Linked DNA regions of Mus musculus: region 1 is linked to region 2. A link is a loop called in an ENCODE intact Hi-C map of the cell type or tissue named here. Cell type or tissue: left cerebral cortex. All regions are shown on one strand. Links, peaks and the distances in the headings refer to the core of each region. The heading gives the core; the rest is flanking DNA. Region 1 has its middle 110 kb from the start of Gm26314. Region 2 has its middle 53 kb from the start of Gm26314.

Region 1 (9,873 bases), core at 1,597-6,596, 52 kb after region 2:
CAGAGTGAGTTCCAGGACAGCCAGGACTACACAGAGAAACCCTGTCTCAAAATGCCCCCCCCCATAAAAAAGACAGGGTCTCCCTAGCTGACCTGATACTCAATATATAGACCAAGATGGCCTCAAATTCACAGAGATCCACCTGCCTCTGCTTCTTTAGTGCTGGAATTATAGGTATGTGCCACCACACCCAGCTCAACCCAAAGACTTTTTACTAGGATAATAGTGTAGCACTGAATTCTGGAGCAGGGACATTCTGTTTTCATTCCAGCCATCTGCTTATCCTATTGAGTTTCTAAGAGTACATTTCCCAGGATTCTTTGAAGTTAGGTTGGGGCCATGTGACATAGCTGTAGCCTATGGAAAGTGAATAGAAGTGATGTTGAATCATAACTTCTCCCATTTCAGGTCCCTCCATTTCTTCTTTCCATTCTCTTTTGACCTTGCAAGTCACCTGTTGAAGTTGGTAGTGCCATTTCTAAGAGATAGAAGAAATCTGAAGTTTAGATTAATGAATTATCTTGGGGTAGGCTGTTTTTAGAATTGCTGCTAGGAATGGGATGTGAGCAAGAAATACACTTTTGCATATGAGGACTAACTGAAGGACCTTGTATCTCAGGCAGGCTTGTAGACTTCAAATGCAGTAGGGAAGTTGCCTCAGGGTGGGGCAGGCTCCATCTGGAAAGCACCCTTGGGCACTGTTGGTGATGCTGCTAGGAAATAAAGGAGGTCCACTCTTTACCCCAACCCCTTTCCAGAATTTCTCAGAGTCTTTAAGTGAATTTTGTCACAGCCTTTCTAGCTCCACAAGCCACAGAGCATCAGTGTGGTGTGTGCAAAGGTTGCTGAAAATGGGTAGCCACAGTGTGATCCCTCCATTTCATAAGATGGTGACTTTGACTGCACAGTACTGGGGAAAGGACTGGCCTGATGGTTTGGAGCTGTGGATTCTAGACCTATGTCTGTGCCACATGAGAAGGGCATGGTCCCTCTTTCAGCCAGTGTCTTGGTTTGCAAAGTGAAAATGGGGGTAAAAGATGGGAAAAGAGATGAGTTTTGGAGATGGTGTCTAGGCCTAATAGCCTGTAATGCTGCATCTATCTGCATCTCTGATGGCAGGAGAATCCATGTAGTTTTGGAAATGAAACCAAAACATCCACAGGTAGTCTTTGTCTCGAGCCCTGCAGCTAGAGCCAACATTGGGCTGTATCGGTAAGCTTGCAGGGCTGGGAACAAAGATAACCTGTGGATGTGCAGCCTTCCATAGTCCTGGTGGGGACAGAGGCCCAGGGTTGGGCTGCTATAGGAGAAAAAAGGCCCAAGTCAAACATTGCACTGCTGTTATATTTGTGACCCAGACTGACCATTGCTGTGGAAGGCCAAACCAGGGAGGCCTGGAATGGGGCCAGAGCTGTCACCGTCTGGGCATCTGAGCCCAGGGAGCCCCCGAGGTCAGCTGCCTCTTCAGAGTGGAGAGCAGCCAATTCTCACTGTCTCAGCTGCCAGCTGCCACCAAATCCCAGCAATGAATCCAAAGTAGCAAAGGCCAGCCTTGGCGCCCTTATCTTCTTCTCTACCTGAAGCCTGTGCTGGGCAGAGCCTGACACACCTGGGGAAGGGAGAGTTGTGCTTCTAACGGTTGGTTGGTTGTGCATCTCTTTAGCACCCAAGGAGGCCTGTGGATCCCTTCACAGACTGGTGGATTTCCAATGCACAAAACAGGATTACAGAGGAGACCAATTAGATTGAAATGTAGCTATCCAAATATTCAAAAGCAACTTTGTGGGGCAGTAATAGATGTGGTTTTTCATTAACACATTAAAGAACAGGATTTAGTGGCAGATCTAATGACTACCATTGTTTCACACTAGTGAGGTGCAGATGCAATCTTTAAAGATACCAACTCCCAAGGGATCCAAGGATAGCTGTGGTTTCTGCTGGTGACAGTCACAGGAGGAACCAAACACTGTGCCATGAAATGGAAGGAAGTGCTTGTTTTCAGTTAGAGGTTAGTTATACTGATGACACATTTTCTGTCTCACCCCACCCCCATCAAGTTCACAGACCCTTGACTACTTTTATGGACCCCCTAGCTTAGTAGAAAACAGGAACACCCTGTTAGGAGACAGGAAGACACTGAGGTATGACCAGGGACACTGTGCAGTGAACCAGTCCTTGCCTCGTGTTCAGCAGGGCAGGTGGAACTACATCAGGGTTGGCTAATTAGAGCAGAGTGCTGCCTCCCTGCCACCCCGCCTGTGGTAAGCACAGCTAGTTGATGGTGGTGGGAGCCAAGAGATGCAGAACCCTTCTCAGTCCAGCGCTCCAAGCAGCCATCACTAACCGATTGGAGCTGGCACCAAAATGAAACCAATTTGCCATTCCAAGGCTGGAAGCTCTCTAAGGCCTGTTCCAGCCTGACATCATATGATTACCCATGATTAAAATATGCTCCCTGCCCACAAGAAACTTCTGAACTGCCAAGTGTCTTAGAGGCCCTTTTGGAGCAAGCAGGGGACCCACATCCACAGAGCTCCTCACCAGGCCTTCAGTCATTTCACAGCCAGGGCATCGATTTTACTTTTCGACTTGTAATTTCCACCTCCTGGATTCCATTATCACTCGCTCAATAGACGACGGCTCGCCATTTCTCTGGCCACGGCTCTGAGACTCATGCATTACTGAGCAGAAGCAGAAGACATTGCCTAAAACACATTACTACCTGGAAGTAATGATTGGGTTTTAACACAGTCAAGACCTTGATGAGTCTGTGGATAAGCAATCACTCCACCTTCCTCCTTCCCCAGACACCCGACTTCCCAGAAGGGAATTTGAATTAACCCCACGTGCTCAAACCTTAAACCTGGGCTAGCTCTGTCTTGCCCAAGACCCTCACATTCACGTGATTGACCCTGCAGTTGCAAGCTGTCATCACTATCCTTTCAGATATACTGTCATTGACTGGTTCTTTGGGTGTGTGTGTGGGGGGGGGGGGAGACCCACATCTGTTCATCCAGGGCTGCTGAAGTAGTCAGGAATGGGTAATGTGGGACAGAAGTTTTTGGCCAGTAGCTCTCAGTATGAAACCTGTGGTCACCAACTCCATAGCCTCATTACCAGGTTAAAAATCTAAGTGTTGGCTCCAGTGAACCAGAACCCGAGTAACCTGGTGTGGCGACTGCTCCTGTAGGGGCATTCTGATGTGCTAACAGGTTGGAATAGTGGTTGAAGGCTGAAAATGGGGAGGCCCTATGTGAACACATTAGTGCCCTAGACAGTCACCTTTTGGAGGCCTCAGCTGCTTTGTCCATAAAACAGAGGCAATGCTGCCTGCCTGCCTTCCTAGTTTCACAAGATGACCATCAACTAACTAGACTTAATGCAGCTGAGGCCAAACAGAGGCCTGGCTACCCGGAGCCAAGGCATCACAAATGCATGGTGTTGCCAGGTGGTGGGCATGGTTAGGGAAGGAGGGGGTCCATTTTAAGACTAAACATTGGGACGTTGCTTTGTTCTGAGATAAGCGGGGAATAGCCATTTTCTGTTTTCTGGGACATGAAGATTGTTGCTCAGCCTGGGGATGCCACCTTCCCTTTGGCTCCCACTGAGCAGCTTTCTGGGGACTTGACTGCCCCATCTAACAGTTTTGAGTATTTAAATCCACCCTCTGCTGCTGTTGTTCTCCTATGACTCATTGTTAACAAAATTTCTAAATCCAGGTCAATTAAAATTCCTGGGTGTGAGCCACTTGGGTGGCAGGGTAAAGGGGATTACAGGATAGCATTCAGTGGCAGTGGCGACCAACAAACAAAGCAAGTAGGGCTGTTTTCATCCCTAGTTACACCCCCTGGGTGTGGGAAAACAAAGACCACAATGGCAGCTCTTGGCAGATGATCAAAGGTTGATCTTTCTTCCCAGTTTGGAGGACCACGTCCTACAGGCTGAAACAGGGTCATCTTTTAGCCGAGTTGGCTCTCAACCTTCCTAATGTTGTGGCTCTTTAATACAGTTTCTCATGTTGTGAAAACCCCCAACCATACAATTTTTTATACTACTACTTCATAACTGTAATTTTGGTATGGTTATGAGTTGCAATGTAAATATCCACAGGTCAAGAATCCCTGTGAAATTTAGCCTTTCTCAGGCAAGCCCAGAAGGCACCCATCTCATCTTTGCACTTGACTACCCCAGCTTTACTTAGGGAAACTGAGATATGCTTGGGACGCCATTTAATATTTTTAACAATCCTACCTAGAACATGAGCCATTCCTGTCATAGGTGCAGACCAGAGTCCCAAGGACACTTGCTCATATTTCCAGGAACAGAGACCTGGACTAAGGACCAGTGAGATGGCACAGCCAATAGGAAGCAATTGCTGCGAAGCCTGATGGCCTGAGATGGATCCCTAGGACCCACACAGTGGAAGGAGATAATCAACTCCAGAGAGTTGTCCTCTGACCTCCATATAATTGCCATAGCATGTGCTCTCTTGCATATGCATACATACACACAAATATAAACATACACGGAATAATAATATGTTATTATTATTATTACCAGGGACAGAAGAAATAGTGATGGAAATAGTTGAGTAAGAAAAAGAACAGCCCTTCTAAGAGTGAAATTGGCTAAAAGCTGGGAAAAGTACAAGGATCACAAGCTTTTAGACCCTGAACACCATGACCTTTTTATATAGGTCGTTTGTGCAGTGACCTGCCTTTTCTCACACTTGGAGAGCTTGCAATTTTCTCATCTCTGTCCTATGGTTGATGGGTTTCTAGTCTTCTACTGCCATTGGCTTTTTCATGTTTGCCCCGTGACTCTCCATGCTTTCTTCTCCAGCCACAACCTATTGTGCAAACAAGGAAACCGAGGCACAGAGAATCAAGCAACTTGCCCACATGGTATCAGGGCTGGGGTTTAAAGTCCAATTTATCCCCAGAGCCCATGTTCTTTATGGACCCACTTTTTATGGACCCCTTTTCAGGAAGGCCTCATGGAGTAAGAAGAAATCAGCATAAAGGGACCCACTGGAGAAATCTGGTGATCTGTTAAAAGGACTATTTTCTTCTGAAGAATCACATCTTAAATCCATGTTTTGCCTCCACCTTTCTTTTGGAAAGGAGGTTTTGATGTGGTGGAAGAAATTAGAATATAGAGAATAGCTGGGCATTGGTGGCACATGTCTTAAAATCCAGCACTTGGGAGGTAGGCAGATCTCTGAGTTCAAGGGCAGCTTGGTCTACAGAGTGAGTTTCTGGACAGTCAGGGCTGTTAAGACAGAGAAACCTGTCTCAAAAAACAAAAACAAACAAAAAACACAACAAAAATAATATAGAAAATAAAGGTCAACTGTACAGATAATTTTAAAAAATGCTTAAAACAAAGGAAGAAAAAACAAACCCCTCTAGCCCCCAACCCCAAACCAAACCATGGTCTCCAAACTAAAAAGACACCAGTTTATATACAAAAAAGTATGGTTGTTATAATTATTTTGTGAAAGAGCCCATCTCAATTGATAAGAAAATATTGTTAAAAAGAAAACATATAAAGATAATCTACAAAAGAACATAGCATCTTAATATTATTGTTTATATTAAGCAAATATAAAATTAAAAATACAATTTTACAGTTACTAAAATTATAATATCCAGCATTTGAGACAGCACAGTAAAAACAAATGTGTGTAGGGTTTATGATTATTTTAAATGTACTGCAATAGCTGGGCATGGTGGCACACACCTGCAATCCCAACACTTGGGAGATAGAAGCAGAAGGATCAGGAATTCAAAGCCAGCCCTGGTTATATGTGTACAAACCCCAAACAAAACCAAGAAAAAGACATGCTGTACATCATCAAGAAAACAAATGAACCACCTGTGCAGGCAGAGAGAGAGCGGGAGAGAGAGAGAGAGAGAGAGAGAGAGAGAGAGAGAGACAAATTTTGTGAGTTTGAGGCCAGCCTAGTCTACAGAGCAAGTTCTAGGCCAGATGGGGCTACATAGTGAGACTCTGTCTCCCTAAAACAAAAATACAATAACAACAAGCAACACACAAACCCCATCAAGCAACAACATCAAAAAAAAGTCACAAAACAAGCAAACAAAACCTGAAAACCACAATAAGATCTGGCTTCAAGCCCAGAGGGTCCAAGAAAAGAAGAGGGAAATGGGAAAGAGAGACTGAGGGAGGGGAAAAAAGAAAGGGAGCAAGCAGAGTAATGGAAGAAAGAAAGCATGGAAGAAGAAAGGAACTGAAGGGAGGGAAGAAAGAAAATTAGAAAGATAGAGGGGAGCGAGGAAGAAAGAAAGGGGAACAGAATGAGGGTATGGAGAAATTCCAGTCCTCCTAATTCCTGGTGGAATTCTAGCAAGGCATAAATATTATAGAATATAGGTTTTTTGTTGTTGTTGTTGTTGTTGTTCTTCAAAAAGATAAATACAGACTCACCATGCTGTTCAGGTATATAGCTAAGTCCACACAAAAACTTACACATGGCTCAGCAGTTAAGAGCACTGTTTGCTTTTCCAGAGGATCCAATTTTAATACCCAACACACAACTGGCCATTCACAATTGTCTGTAAATCCAGTTACTGGAGATACTGGGCTTGGCCTTCCAGAGCCCTGTACTCATATGTACACCCCCACATGTACATATAATTAAAAATAATAAAAGTAAATCTTAAAAAAAAGTTATATAAATATCCACCAGTGCTGAAACACTGTGGCATGTCCATTCAAGCACACAAAAGGAATGGCTAATTTGTTCTATTATGTGGATGAAGTTTATAAGCCCTATGTTAGGGGCTGGGGAGATGGCTTAGCTAGCAAAAGCATTCTTTGAGCAAACGTGAAGATGAAGTGGGAATTTCTGGTTTCTTTGGAGATTCAGTTGTGCTATGTGATGTTTTTTCTGGAAACTGTTTTATGAGAGGATGTTTGCTGAGAACAGACACATGGTGTTTTTCTGGAAACTTCCTGGAAAAGGGGCATGTGATGTTTTGCTCGAGCAGACACTTTCAAGGACACATGATGTTTGGAAACAGTGTAAGTATAACAGTGAACAAGGCCATGGCATCGGTTCACCTTGCCACTCTTTGCTGGTCTTTGGTGGGCTTTGTGGACTCTGGTCTTCACTGATGACCCTGTGATGTTGGTTCACCTTGCCACTCTTCACTGATCATCATTTGTTGTGACTTTGTAAAGAGAAATTCAGCAATTTCTTGTGATATTTCAGTGGCTTCTTGCTGCTTCCAAGGACTGTGGTCAATTGGTAGAGCCTCATGGTTTCTTCTGGATTGAACTGCCCTTGCTAATTTGTGAATGGCATTTTCTAGTAGATGGAGCTACCGCTGCTGATGTGTGTGAACTGAATTGCTGCTCTCCTGACAATGAAGATGTTTTTGGAATTGCCCAAAAGTACTATTTCTAAGCAGGTCTATATTCACCTTTGCCCTATTAACCTTTCCTTTCCACTACCTCTGGTAGGTGATGGGCTAGAAGGGAGGTTAATGTAGGTTTTGAAAAACCTAAGCTTACATGAGGACCTAAGTTGGGATCCCCAGTGCTCATGCAAAAATTGGACCTGGTGGCTAGCTAGAATCTGTAACCCCAGAGCTGGGGGAAGTAAAAACAGGGGATTTATTGGCTGGTAAACTTAGCCCAAACAACCCACTCCAGATTCAAAGAGAGACCCTGTCTCAAAACTAAGGTAGAGAGGAATAGAGAAGTGTTAACTTCTGGCTTCCACACCTGTAGACATGGGACACAATACCCTATCTACATGAAAGAAACCAGTCAAGAGTCCACATGCTGTGTGATTTCATCTATGTGAAATGTTCATAGAGGCAATCTATTAGAGACGGTAAGTAGACTGTATCAGTCACTCGGAGCTTGGAAGGCAAGTGTATGATGCATGTTGTAGAATTAGGTAATGACAGTGCTGCAAACATTTGTTTATTTATTTTATTATTTATTATTTATTTTTAAAAATTTAAAGAGAGTCTTACTCTAGGCCTAGGCTGGCCTAGAGTTCATAATTCTCCTACTCCTGTCTCCCAAGTGCTGAGATTACAGACATGTGTCACCGTGCCTACTCTAGCTCAATTCCTGTGACCCTCACCAATCTATAACTTTCTGAGTGCCCGGGAAATTCTACACCAAGAGCTTTCAGGCAATGTTCATGGCACATCTTCCAGGTAATGATGGAGGGGAGCTACCTCAGCTTCCCATACCTCAACTGTGGAAATGCTGCGGTGTCTTTTTAAGAGGTCTCACTGAGACACTCCAGTGTCTCACTCTGGTGATTTGCCTGGTAATGCTCATCTACCTGCTGCTTTTTGTCTCTACTCACTACCTGTCTTAGTTCCCTGTTACTGTGATAATACTCCAAAGCACTGTAAGTGGGGAAGGGTTTATTCTGACTCACAGTTCACAGGAAGAGTCCATCAGGCTGTGGAAATCAAGTCAGCAGGGGTTTGGAGCTGCTGCTCACCTTGCATCCACAATTGGGAAGCAGGATGTGAAGGATGCTTGCTGGTACTCAGCTTACTTTCCCCTTTTTATTCAGGCCAATCAACAGAATGATGTCACCCACAGTGGTAAGTCTTCCTGCCTTAATTAACCTGACCAAGATACCCCACTCCCAGAATGCCCAGAGGCTTAACTAACCTAGATAATTCCTTACAGGTATGGCTGAATGCTTTTCTTTTAGATGAGCCTATATCCTGTCAAATTGACAAGATAAATCATCACACTGCCCTACTCTTGTATTATTATTATTATTATTATTATTATTATTATTAATCCTTTCTGGGATCTCTTTTGGGAAAGTCCAGTCTAAGACATCTTCTCCTGGTCACTCTTGCTGTACGAACTTGGCCAAGTCGTTTGGCCTAGAGCCATTTAGAGGCAAGGTATGTGAAGAAGGTGATCAAGGGCATGACAATGTGTGTGTGTGTGTGTGGTGGGGGATAGCTCAGTGACATCCAGATTATTAATAATTAGGAATAATTGGAGAGAGGATTTTTAATTAATATTAATGGTGTTGTGTTTTACTTATACTGCACACTTGAGAGGCTCAACTTAAGCCAGACCACAACAGCAGTTTCCAAACAAAATCTGACTAGTTAAGGATCAGAGCCTGATAAAATCCAGAAAGTTGTTCCAGAAGTTGTGGCTCCCTGACAGGCCGGTCCCAGCCCACACTTGGTCACTCCAGAGGATTAGTGGCAGGGTAAATAGGGGCAGGATTGGGATAACATGTGTGCCTGGAAGGGCTAGAGATGCAGAGACTGATTCCTTAACACACAAGGCCCAACTTCTAGCCCCAGCATCACACAAATCGGGTATAGTGGCAGATGCCTGCAACTCTCAAAAAGTAGAGTCAGGAGGACCAGAAATTCAGACTTAATCTGCTAGGTAAGTTTGATGCTGGCCTGAGCTAAGTGAGAAAAACAGTTCCTGGAGAGATGGGGGCCCTTCTTTTAGGATCCTGTGTGTTCCCTATGGCCCAAACCCCACAAATGAGGATAACCTGGTCCATCTCTACCCTGGGGTGGTCACAGTGCTCTAGGACATGGTTGACAGGCCTGGGGGGCTGTGGCTGGACCTTCTGTTTGCCTAATGGACTTCATCTTACCTGTGCCTAGCTCAGTCACCTATCCTGTATCTAGTCATGAGGCTGGGCCAAAGGTAAGGCTAGTGGGGTGACTTCTACTGCTGCTTTCTACCCCTCTCCCCACCCTGTGAGTTCTGTCCTCACATACACAGCTGACTGACTTCTTTCTTAGGGGACCTCCACCCTACCAATGTGTGTGTGTCTGTAAATGAAAAAAAAGTAAACAAAGTACCTCAGACTGGTGCTGGGGCATG
Region 2 (9,873 bases), core at 2,309-7,308:
GGATCCCAGGGCCGGGGCCATTGGCTTCCTGTGGGGTTTGGCCAATGGGAGGCACCATCCGACCAGTAGGAGGAGTTAGATATTGGAGCTTTTGTTTCCCCATCTGGGCAGCAAGTTTGCCAGTGGCTATGTCTCCCTGCCCACCCCAACGCTCACTTAGAGTTCTCTCTCAAGGTGGGCCAGCTGCTCTGGTCTCTAGATGTTTCCTATTTATCCCACGGTGCTTCCTCTCAGCCTTGTGTTTCCTTATCTGTGCCCCCACCCCCACACACACCTCTGACTCTCTTGTTATGTGCCATCCATTCCAGATGCCTCCTCCTCCTGCCAGCCATCTCTCCAATCACAGATGAGAGTCTACCTTGAGTTTCTATTGGTTCATTTGATTGTGCACATGTAAAGGTTGAGGGGTGGGGGATATGTTTTCTATCTTCTTTTGGCTTGGACTTCCTCTTGCTCCGGCTTGCCATGTCACTGGGCATTACTGGGTCGTCTCTGTGGATTCCCCTTTTTCTGAATATTCAGAGAGGTTATGGGAGAAACAGACCTTTCTCAACTTCCTGAGTTTGGGAGTAGACAAGGAGACACTATAATTTCTCAGAATCTGATAGACCTCTTCATGGCATATGAAGTCAGCCACATAAATTATGGAACTTAAATAACGGTCCCAGTGATGGGATGGTAAATGCTGAACAACGGGCTCCCTGCCCCCACCCAAGCCTTGATTTGTAGCATCTGCTGATCGCCGTGGTGTAAATATTCCCACCACAGCTAGCCTGGAGCTTCCCACATGATGCGCTGACAGTGAGCTGCGGGGGGAGGGGCCGGGAGGCACGAAGAGGCTACTCAGCATTGCAGAGTACTTCCACACAGACTAGACTACAGGGACTCCGTGGCGAAAAGACTTGTAGGCTGTGGCAAGGTAGGAAGATGTGAATGTGCAGAATTTGCTTCGAATACGATTTACCCCATTTCAAGTTTTCATTATTTGTATTTAATTTATTTTAAGTTATATTAATGGTGTGTTCAACAACTGACTTGCAAGTTTTCAGAAAATTTAGTGATTGGCTCTTCTAAATCAGCATCCTAAGGCTCCAGCACATGTGGATGGGTTGTATTGGCTGGATGGTCATGGAAAGTTTTCGTCAAGGTAGAAAACAAAGGCAAGGCAAAGCTGGCATTTCAGTTGCGCCACCTTGTGGCACCACCAAACAGCACCATATCCCCCCTCAAGACCGCCCCCCCAATCCTCACTCCCCAACTTTGGTCATGCCATGACCATTTGGGAAGACTAAACATCTTGGTTTGCCTGGAACAAACCCTACTTTAGCTCATTACACTGGATTAACTCTGAGTAGCACCCACTTCATAGTCTCAGAAGTGCCCTTGTTTGATCAATAAAGATGCAGTCAGTCATCCAATCTGTACCTAGTAGATTGCAACTTGTTTGAAGGTCAGGACTAGGTTCTATGTTTTTGCATCCCCAAGCCAAGGAGGCTTTTAACTTATGTTTGTCAAAAGACCGGCAAAAGTGAAGGCTATGGAATAAGTTTTCCTGCCTTGTTGGTTATGCTGATAATCGCTAGGGTTTGGAAATGCAGGGATTTTAGAATAACCTGATTGGCCCTGTTATCCCTAACCCATCGTCCTTGTCCTCTCGCATGAAAAGCCAGGCTGAGAGACGTCAGAGCCTCGTCTCCCAGGGAGCGTGCGGCAGCCAGAGGGTGTTGGTCTGGCCATCTGGTACAGGAACAGTTGAGCCGTGTGGGAGCCCAGCTGGCACGGGAATCCTTGGCTGTCCCCGGCAAACAGCATGGGGAGGAGAGCCGTGGGATCAATAGTAATTTCCTTCAGAAGAACGGCGATGTAGTGTGGTTGGCAATGGCATTGGGCTTTCCCTGGCACGGAGGGCTCTAAATGCAGTTGCTTCTCGTAGCTAAGAAATGGACATGCAGCAGTACGATGGGCAGAGAAGGGAACAAGGGTGGGACTTTCCTGGCCTGAGCCCAGGAGAGATTGCCAGGTTGGCTGTAGAAACCAGCTTTTCTTGTGCTTGCCTGTCATTGGTATAGCCCTGTAGACACTTTGAGGCACTGACAGAGAGGAAATCGTGGAAGCTGCAACATTCCCACGGGCCTGCTGGAACATTCCCACCAGCTTGCTGGCACCTCCCAGGCAGCATCCATCCACTCAGCTGTTGAAGGGAAGCATCAGTGTGTTCTGGGAACAGGCTGGGGCTGAGGTGGGAAAGAGGGATCTATGTCTTCTACTCCTCACTACCCAGATAGGAAGGAGCTAGCCCATGTTTCTGAAACGGGGTCATCTCCCCATACAGAAGTAGTGTTGAGCCCATGGTGCTCATTTCTCACTACCAGTCTCAAAAGGATGGGTCCGTCTCCGGTTGCCTCTGGAAAGATGAGCAGGAGTCTTGCTGGACAGGGTGTGGATGCAAGGTGGGGGAAGAGTGCTCTACTTCCCACTTGGAATTGCCCTTAGCTGATGGCAGTTGGATTGATTGCCTTGACCGCCTAACTTCTGGAAAGCAATTCATTCTGCGACTGGTCTATATGGGGGCATGGAAGCACTTGTCATAGTACTTCAATTCTTGACATCTCTGCATCTCCAGACCATTCCGTTGGCTCAGCTGAAGCCTCTGTGAACAACTGCACTGTAGTTTCATGCCTTGCTCTGCCCTTCATGTGGCCTGCCTCCCTCACAGGTGTTCATGAGAACACCATCGCTAAGCTTCTGCAGATAGGTGTGTGTATCGGGAACTCTTTCCTGGGACACCCAACGGAAGCCGGGGTGTATGTGTGTGTGTGCGATGGTTCTAGGGGCAAAAAGAGCCTCTCTCTCTCTCTCTCTCTCTCTCTCTCTCTCTCTGTGTGTGTGTGTGTGTGTGTGTGTGTGTGTGTGTGTACACCTGGCTAAGGACTCCATTTTCTATATACATGTGTGCAGATGTATACTAAGGGGAAATGTCCTGTTCTGTGGGCCACACCCAGGATGCAAACCAAACCAAACCAAACCAAACCAAACCAAACCAAACCAAGCCCCTGGGAGGAGCTTCAAGTCTCTACAGTTGGTGACCAAGGAGATTTCAGGATGGGAAGTTCCTATGGTGGCTTCGAAGGATCACTTCCATCCACCCAGTCAGATTTCTGGCTCTTGTTAATTTAATGGATGCGTTCCTGCAATGGGCTTCATTTGCCCCAACCTCTTCTCTCAGTTGCTGCTGTGTCCATAGGTTGAGCTGGAAGGGAGGAAGAACTGGCACTTTGAAATGAGCTACCCCCTCAGTAGCACAGCACTGTGAGCATATTCCTAAACCCTCTAGAGTCTGTTTCTTTAGCCACACGTGAGTCGGAGATAATGAGGTAACACACATAAATGGTCAGCGTGAGACCCGCCTGCATCTTAAGCACAATGTAGCTGCTTTTCTTTTCTTTCCTCCCCTGTTCCCTGCTACTGGGGAGTGAACTTAGGAGCTCCTGCCTGCTGGCCGAGCACTCTACAACTGAGCTACAGTCCCGCAGAGGTTGCCTTTATTTTCCTTCCTGCCATTTTTGGTTTGCTTTGTGCTCCTACTTTAGCAGAATCGATCGCCAAGCATCCTCTGGGTTTGTGGATACAGGAGGCAGGGAGTGCTGATGGTAGTGGTAGAGGCTGAAGATACAAAGATGCCCCTAAGCTGAGTCCTCTAGAGTCAGTCCTGCCCAGTCTTATGGAAGCTGCTGGCCAGAAGGAGCAAGCATTTTTTATAATACAAAAACCAAAAAAAAAAAAAAACCCAAAAAACAAACCCCTCCATTTTCTTTATTTTTCTTGAGACAGAGGTCTTGCTATGTAGTCCAGGCTGGCCAGGCTTCCCATCTGTTGTCTAGGCTGGCCTCAAACTCATAGCAATCCTCCTGTCTCTCAAATGCTGGGATTCTAGGCATGAGCCGTCCCACCTGGCTAAGGACTCCATTTTCTGAAGGGGGAAGCCTGTAAGGGAACTGACTGCCCATGGTTACCAGGTGATAACAGGAGTCTGACTTGGCAGGGCTCCAGCCTCTGCCTGGAAGATTTCACAACAGGACGTGCAGGTAGGTGGCCTTCCCAGAGGTTTCCACTTGCTGCTTCTGCTGCAGTTCTCTGTCCTCCCACCCCCACCCCCACCCCCACCCCAACTGCAGGCGATGGCTTTGGAGTTAGCTCCAGGAGGTAGCAGAGAGAGAGAGAGAGAGACAGACAGACAGACAGACAGACAGAGACAGAGAGACAGAGACAGAAAACAAACAGAGAGGGAAGGGGGAGGGAAGGAGGAAGGGAGAGACAGAGATAGACAGAAACAGACAACAGAGAGAGAGAGAGAGAGAGAGAGAGAGAGAGAGAGAGAGAGAGAGAGAGAGGAGCGGAGGCTGCTCTTGTTTGTTCCCAAGCTTGCCAGAAGGGCACTTCCCTCCTCCCCACTGATGTCAGCCGATGACGTCTGGGCCGCATTCAGGCCATGCTGTCATTTGTCCCATGCTCATTCAGCTGATTAAAAGTCATCAATTGTTTTTTAAGCCACCAGCAGGCGAGCCACCAGGCGCCATTTGTTATTGCTCGGCCATGCTGTGAAATGCTGTTTAAACGCACTGAGCAAAGCTTTCGGAAACCAGAGGCCAAAAGCGGTTTGGGAGGAAAGCAAATAGGAGAGAAATGAGTGGGCCCGAATCTTTGCCAGAGGGAACAATCAGGCCAAGCAGCTGACGTACTAGTCCCCTTTTCAGCAGCTCCCACACAATTCTTTTCAGGGGCCTCTCCCTTGGGGCCAGAGCAACAGGGTGCCTCCTTCATCTTCCTGCCTGCTAAAGTCATCTCCGCAATGGCTAACACACATTCACTTGGGAAATTTTTTTAAAATCTAGTCTCCTCACTTCCAAGTTGTCCCCTTGGTTTTTGACAGGGTTAATGTTTCTACAATACAACTCAACGCCATCTTTGCTCAGACACCTTCAGTGGTCCCCCCATTGTTTGTGGAATGAAGGATAAAGTTGCAACGTGACATCTGAGTCCTTTATAGTGTGTCTGGATTTCTCCTCTAACAGTGCCCTAGCCACTGTTCACCAGGCAAAGCTGGTCTTCAGCCTCCCCTAGACACAACCATTCCATTGTTTGGCTATTTTTATTCCTACTATCCCTTCGGTGTGAAACAGTGAACTAGTTCCCCAATGCCAACTCTTCTGAGGCCCGTCTAGGTCATCCAAGGGCTGTACTGGGACCACCTCTGTTCTGATCTCTTTACTAAGGATACAAGTCCCTATCTTCTTTGTGTTTCCACAGCCACATGGTGTCCTGTCTAGATCCCCTGGTGGTTATCATTTCTGTGCACACTGTGCCTTCGGGCTGTCTCTGACCACCTGAGTCCTCTCTGTCTACCCAAAGCAGACAGGCACTGTGGGGGTGGGGGTGGGGGATGTTCTCCGTCAATGAGTGATGGGAACTGGAGTGTTCGTTGCTCATTCCCCCCACCCCACCTTGCTTTGGAGTAGGACTGAGCCCCAGTTAGTTGCCCTATTCAGTCAGGTGGTGGTGGCGCACCTTTAATCCTAGTACTCAGGAGGCAGAGGCAGGACGATCTCTGAGTTCCAGGCCAGCTTGGTCTATAGAGTGAATTCCAGGACAGCCAGGGCTACACAGAGTAACCCCAACTCGAGAAACCAAAAACAAACAAAGAAACAAACAAAAAATGCAGTAGCCTGTCCAATTCCTCCCTACTTCTTCCCAGATAGTTGTCCTAAGGGTGGGAGCATAGCTTAGTGGTAGAACACTTCAATGGACACGGTCTCAGGCTTCACTGGAAGCACCACAAAAACAAGGAGAAGAAAATTATACTCAGACCCTTATTTCAAGGTCTGCGGCGGTGGGGTGGGGTGTTTGACACCCAAACTTAGATCACAGGTTATTTTGTTCTGGCCCTTTGTCCTGCCTAATTAGCCACAGGTCCCCTGTAGGTCTGACTATGGTACCTTGCCCAGAATAAGTAGGCCTGCACAAAAGGTGGATGTTGAATGGTTCAAAAGATTCTCTGAATGAAATGAGCAGAACTGGGCTCTATGCATGGTTCTCTCTGCTCACATATGGTCAGGCTGTTCATTCTCTTTTGTGCCAGCAGATCTCTTTCATTCAAGGGCTAGCCTCGGCACATTCCCCCGAACCCTCCACCTCTATCTCAATCTGTCTTTTCTCTGCACTGAGCCAGCTGGCCCATCCTAGTCTCTTCTTTTGCTTCCCAAGTTTATTTTCACTATCTTCTGGGTTCTCTCATTCTCAAGGGTGAATCTCCCAGTCCCAGGGGTTTCCTGTTAGCAACTTCTATTCCCAGGAGGCAGGAGTCATCTGGAAGGCTGACTCCATATGAATCAGACAAGGGCGGTGTCACTGGAGCAAAGAGCTGGCTCTTCCAGGCATCACTTAAAAATGTGTAAGTATACATAAAGCTGAGCTTTGTGATGCTGGGAACGGAGACAGGAAAACATACATCTGGATGCACCATGGCCATGACCTGCCTTGGCCCTGAGAACATAGAGCCCTGATCTTGGGTTTCCGTGAGATATGAATCTACGGTGGTACATGTGTGCAGTGCAGTGTGTGAATGCATACATTCATGTGTGTGTGTGTGTGAAAGAGAGAGAGAGAGAGAGAGAGAGAGAGAGAGAGAGAGAAACAGAGAGAGACAGAGAGACAGAGATTACTGAATGTGGGTCCTTCTCAGTGGTACTGTAAGGCTTCATCAGGCTACCCCACACCTCAGGGAGAGAAGTCTTACTGTGGACTGTCAAATCTAAAATGCTCCCTGCTTGCCTCCTTCCTCCTTTCCAACTCTCTTCCATCCAATGAAGAACCACTGAAATAAGAAGGCTCAGCCCAGGGAAGGGGCAGGTGGAGCTCACAGGCAGCCAGAGGCAGTTGCTTGAGCACTTGGGAAGAGCATTTGCTTTTTTTTTTTTTTTTCAGACAATTCTCATTTCCACCTCTGCACAAAACAAAAGGCAGCCAGCTCGCCTGGGGCTATACTGTGGAAAAAACAAACGCTGGCTGGAGTACTTCACATCTCCAACTTTCCAAACCTCGGCCAGCCTTGCAGACTGCCGACCCACAGGAACAGGCAGGGCAGTAACGGTGGTGGGTGGCATATTTGAGGCAGGATGGGGTGGCCCTATGATGCTCCTATGATGCTCATAGTGTGGTGATGGGGCCTTTGCAGTGAGTCCTGGGCTGTAAGATGTGGCTCCTGAGCTCTAGGCATGGGTTGTCACTGAACTACTGGCCTGAACTCCAGAAGGAGTGGAGGGAGGGAAAGGCCTTGCTGGCTGCCTTGTATGGAGCTGTTGTTACCCTGGAAACGGCCCTTCTGGCCTCCAGGGCCTAATAACATTCCTCAAAGTTCTCAGGAGTTGTGAGTTTTGGAATGATTACATAAATGTGGCTTTGTGGGCGCAGAGCACTGAGCGGGTAATACTCCACCTCTTGAGTCAGGCCCTTGAAGAAAAACACAGCAATGCAAAGGAGAGCGAAGCGAGCGAGACCAAAAGATTTGGGGGTTAAGAACTGCCATAATCAGCTTCCAAACGCTGAGACCATTGCATACACTAGCAAGATTTTGCTGAAAGGACCCTGATATAGCTGTCTCTTGTGAGACTATGCTGGGGCCTAGCAAACACAGAAGTGGATGCTCACGGTCAGCTATTGGATGAGTCACAGGGCTCCCAATGGAGGAGCTAGAGAAAGTACCCAAGGAGCTAAAGGGATCTGCAACCCTATAGGTGGAACAACAATATGAACTAACCAGTACCCCGGAGCTCTTGACTCTAGCTGCATGTGTAGCAGAAGATGGCCTAGTCGGCCATCACTGGAAAGAGAGGCCCATTGGTCATGCAAACTTTATCTGCCTCAGTACAGGGGAACGCCAGGGCCAAGAAGTGGGAGTGGGTGGGTGGGGGAGTGGGTGGGGGACTTTTGGGATAGCATTGGAAATGTAAATGAAATAAATACCTAATTAAAAAAAAACCTTAATTAAAAAAAAAAAAAAAAGAACTGCCATGGCCTGATGAGAGCCTTCTGGCCATCTTTATTTTCCTTAGATGGCAATTCCTGGAGGTGCTCAGTGGATATTGCAACTGAGGTACAGAGTAGAGGGGTTGGGTCTATGTAGGTACGGGTCTCTCTTTCGCTAAACATTTACTGTCTAGGTCAATGGGGTTATATGACAAGTTGTCACACTATAGAAATATTCACTAATGAAATAACTATGCCCACCTAGATAGTCTTCCTTTCTGACCAGCTAGATGCATCACCTATCTATCCTGCCTTGGCCTTCCCAGGGTCATAGCCCAAGATTACTGGACATCAGAGGCCTGGAGCTGCTAAATTTCCCGAAGCCAGTGAGAATGGTTCTGGCTATTGTTCCCAGCTCAGGAGTCACTCATTCATTCATTCATTCATTCATTCATTCACTGTAGGTAGGTCTGCTTCACAACCTCCCCACCCCCATCCCAGACACTGGTAGAACTAGGACCTTGTGAATGCCAGGCAAGCGCTGTGCCCTGACCTGCATCCCAGCCTTGGGCGTGGTGAGCCAGTTGGCACCACTCTCAGTTGAAGGGCCTAGTCACAAGCTGGAGGAGCAAAGGAGCTTTCAGAAGCAGATCCCTCGGAAAACAGCTGATGCAGACCCTGAACAGTTCAAGTTAGTCTCTTTATGACGGTAAGTCAAGTGTCAAGTGCAGGCTGTTGTGTCACTAGATAATTTCATTAGGGGAAAAGAGAAGCTTTGGATTGCCAATCGAACTTCCTAGCACATTGTTACAGGCTATTGCTATTGTAGCCCAGGCTAGCCTGGAACTTCCTATGTAGCCCAGGCTATCTTGCCTCAGCCTCTTGAGTGCTGAGATTACAGATATGTGCTACCACACCCTCAATTATTTTAAGTTTCTCTAATATTTGGGATAAACAACAGCAACAACAGTTTAGTTTCAATTCATCTGTCATTTGAGAGATCAAGTCCCAGGTACATTCCCCCCCCCCCAACTATTTACATGGAAAATTTGATCTTTAAGTGTTTTTACTAGAAGTAGGCTTCCACTGTGTTGGATATCATTAGGGGACAAGGGTCTCTATGATTTCTAGGAGCTTATGGACATGGGGACTTGGGTGTTCTCTGGCAGAGGGCAAGAGTAATGAGTGTAGAGTCAAGGTGTTTGGTGAGCCAACTGTCACCTTCAAATGTCACCTACCATCTCCCACCTCATATCTCTTCATCCATCTACAGCTCATCTCGCCAGTTCTGTAGGCAGCTACTTCCCACCCAAAAGCTTGGGATCCCCCAATTGTCCTTTCTCTCTTTTGTAGGTGACATGTAGTGCTTTTGCAGACCCTGTTGGCCTACATGGTGAAGGATGTTTCTAGACTGTTTTCATGGATGGCTCTCCTCTGAGGCTTCTGCTTTCCCTCTCCTCTCTCAAGCTAAGTTTCAGTGAGGACAATACCATGCCCCTGTCAAGTCAGGACCTTACCTCAAAATCTAAACTGAGCTGGAGGGAGCACTTGCTGCTCTTGCAGAGAACTGGAGTTTTCTCCCCAGGACCCAAGTCTGGTGGCTCACAGCCACCTGTGACTCTAGCTCCAGCGGAATCCAGCGCCCTCCTCTGTCCTCTACAGGCACTGCACTCATATGCACAGCCCCCAGCACAGATGCACACAATTAAAAAATAGAAAACCACAACCAAACCACCCTCCTAAACCTTTCTAGCTCAGTCACAGCAGAAGTAGCGCCCATGGCAATGCCACTGCTCTTTGGAAGTGTCCTGAAACTATGGGAGGTCATGAACTCTCCCTAGGCTGCCCTCC

What was found. Peaks named below come from ENCODE experiments on the same cell type or tissue, not always from the same donor. Only the 100,000 strongest peaks of a DNase experiment are listed, where the experiment ranks them.
Region 1: a loop joins it to region 2, with 2.5 times the contacts of the local background. A loop is called at or near these places in 2 of 42 quality-filtered maps.

What each region holds. Positions count from the first base shown.
Region 1 is chrX:11,740,067-11,749,939 of GRCm38, reverse strand. No RefSeq gene overlaps it. Among named protein-coding and RNA genes, the nearest start is that of Gm26314, 110 kb to the left of the region's middle. In left cerebral cortex, for the core only: no CTCF peak of the experiment used is centred there; a DNase peak (open chromatin) is centred at 3,700.
Region 2 is chrX:11,792,715-11,802,587 of GRCm38, reverse strand. No RefSeq gene overlaps it. Among named protein-coding and RNA genes, the nearest start is that of Gm26314, 53 kb to the left of the region's middle. In left cerebral cortex, for the core only: a CTCF peak has its summit at 4,564; a DNase peak (open chromatin) is centred at 4,550.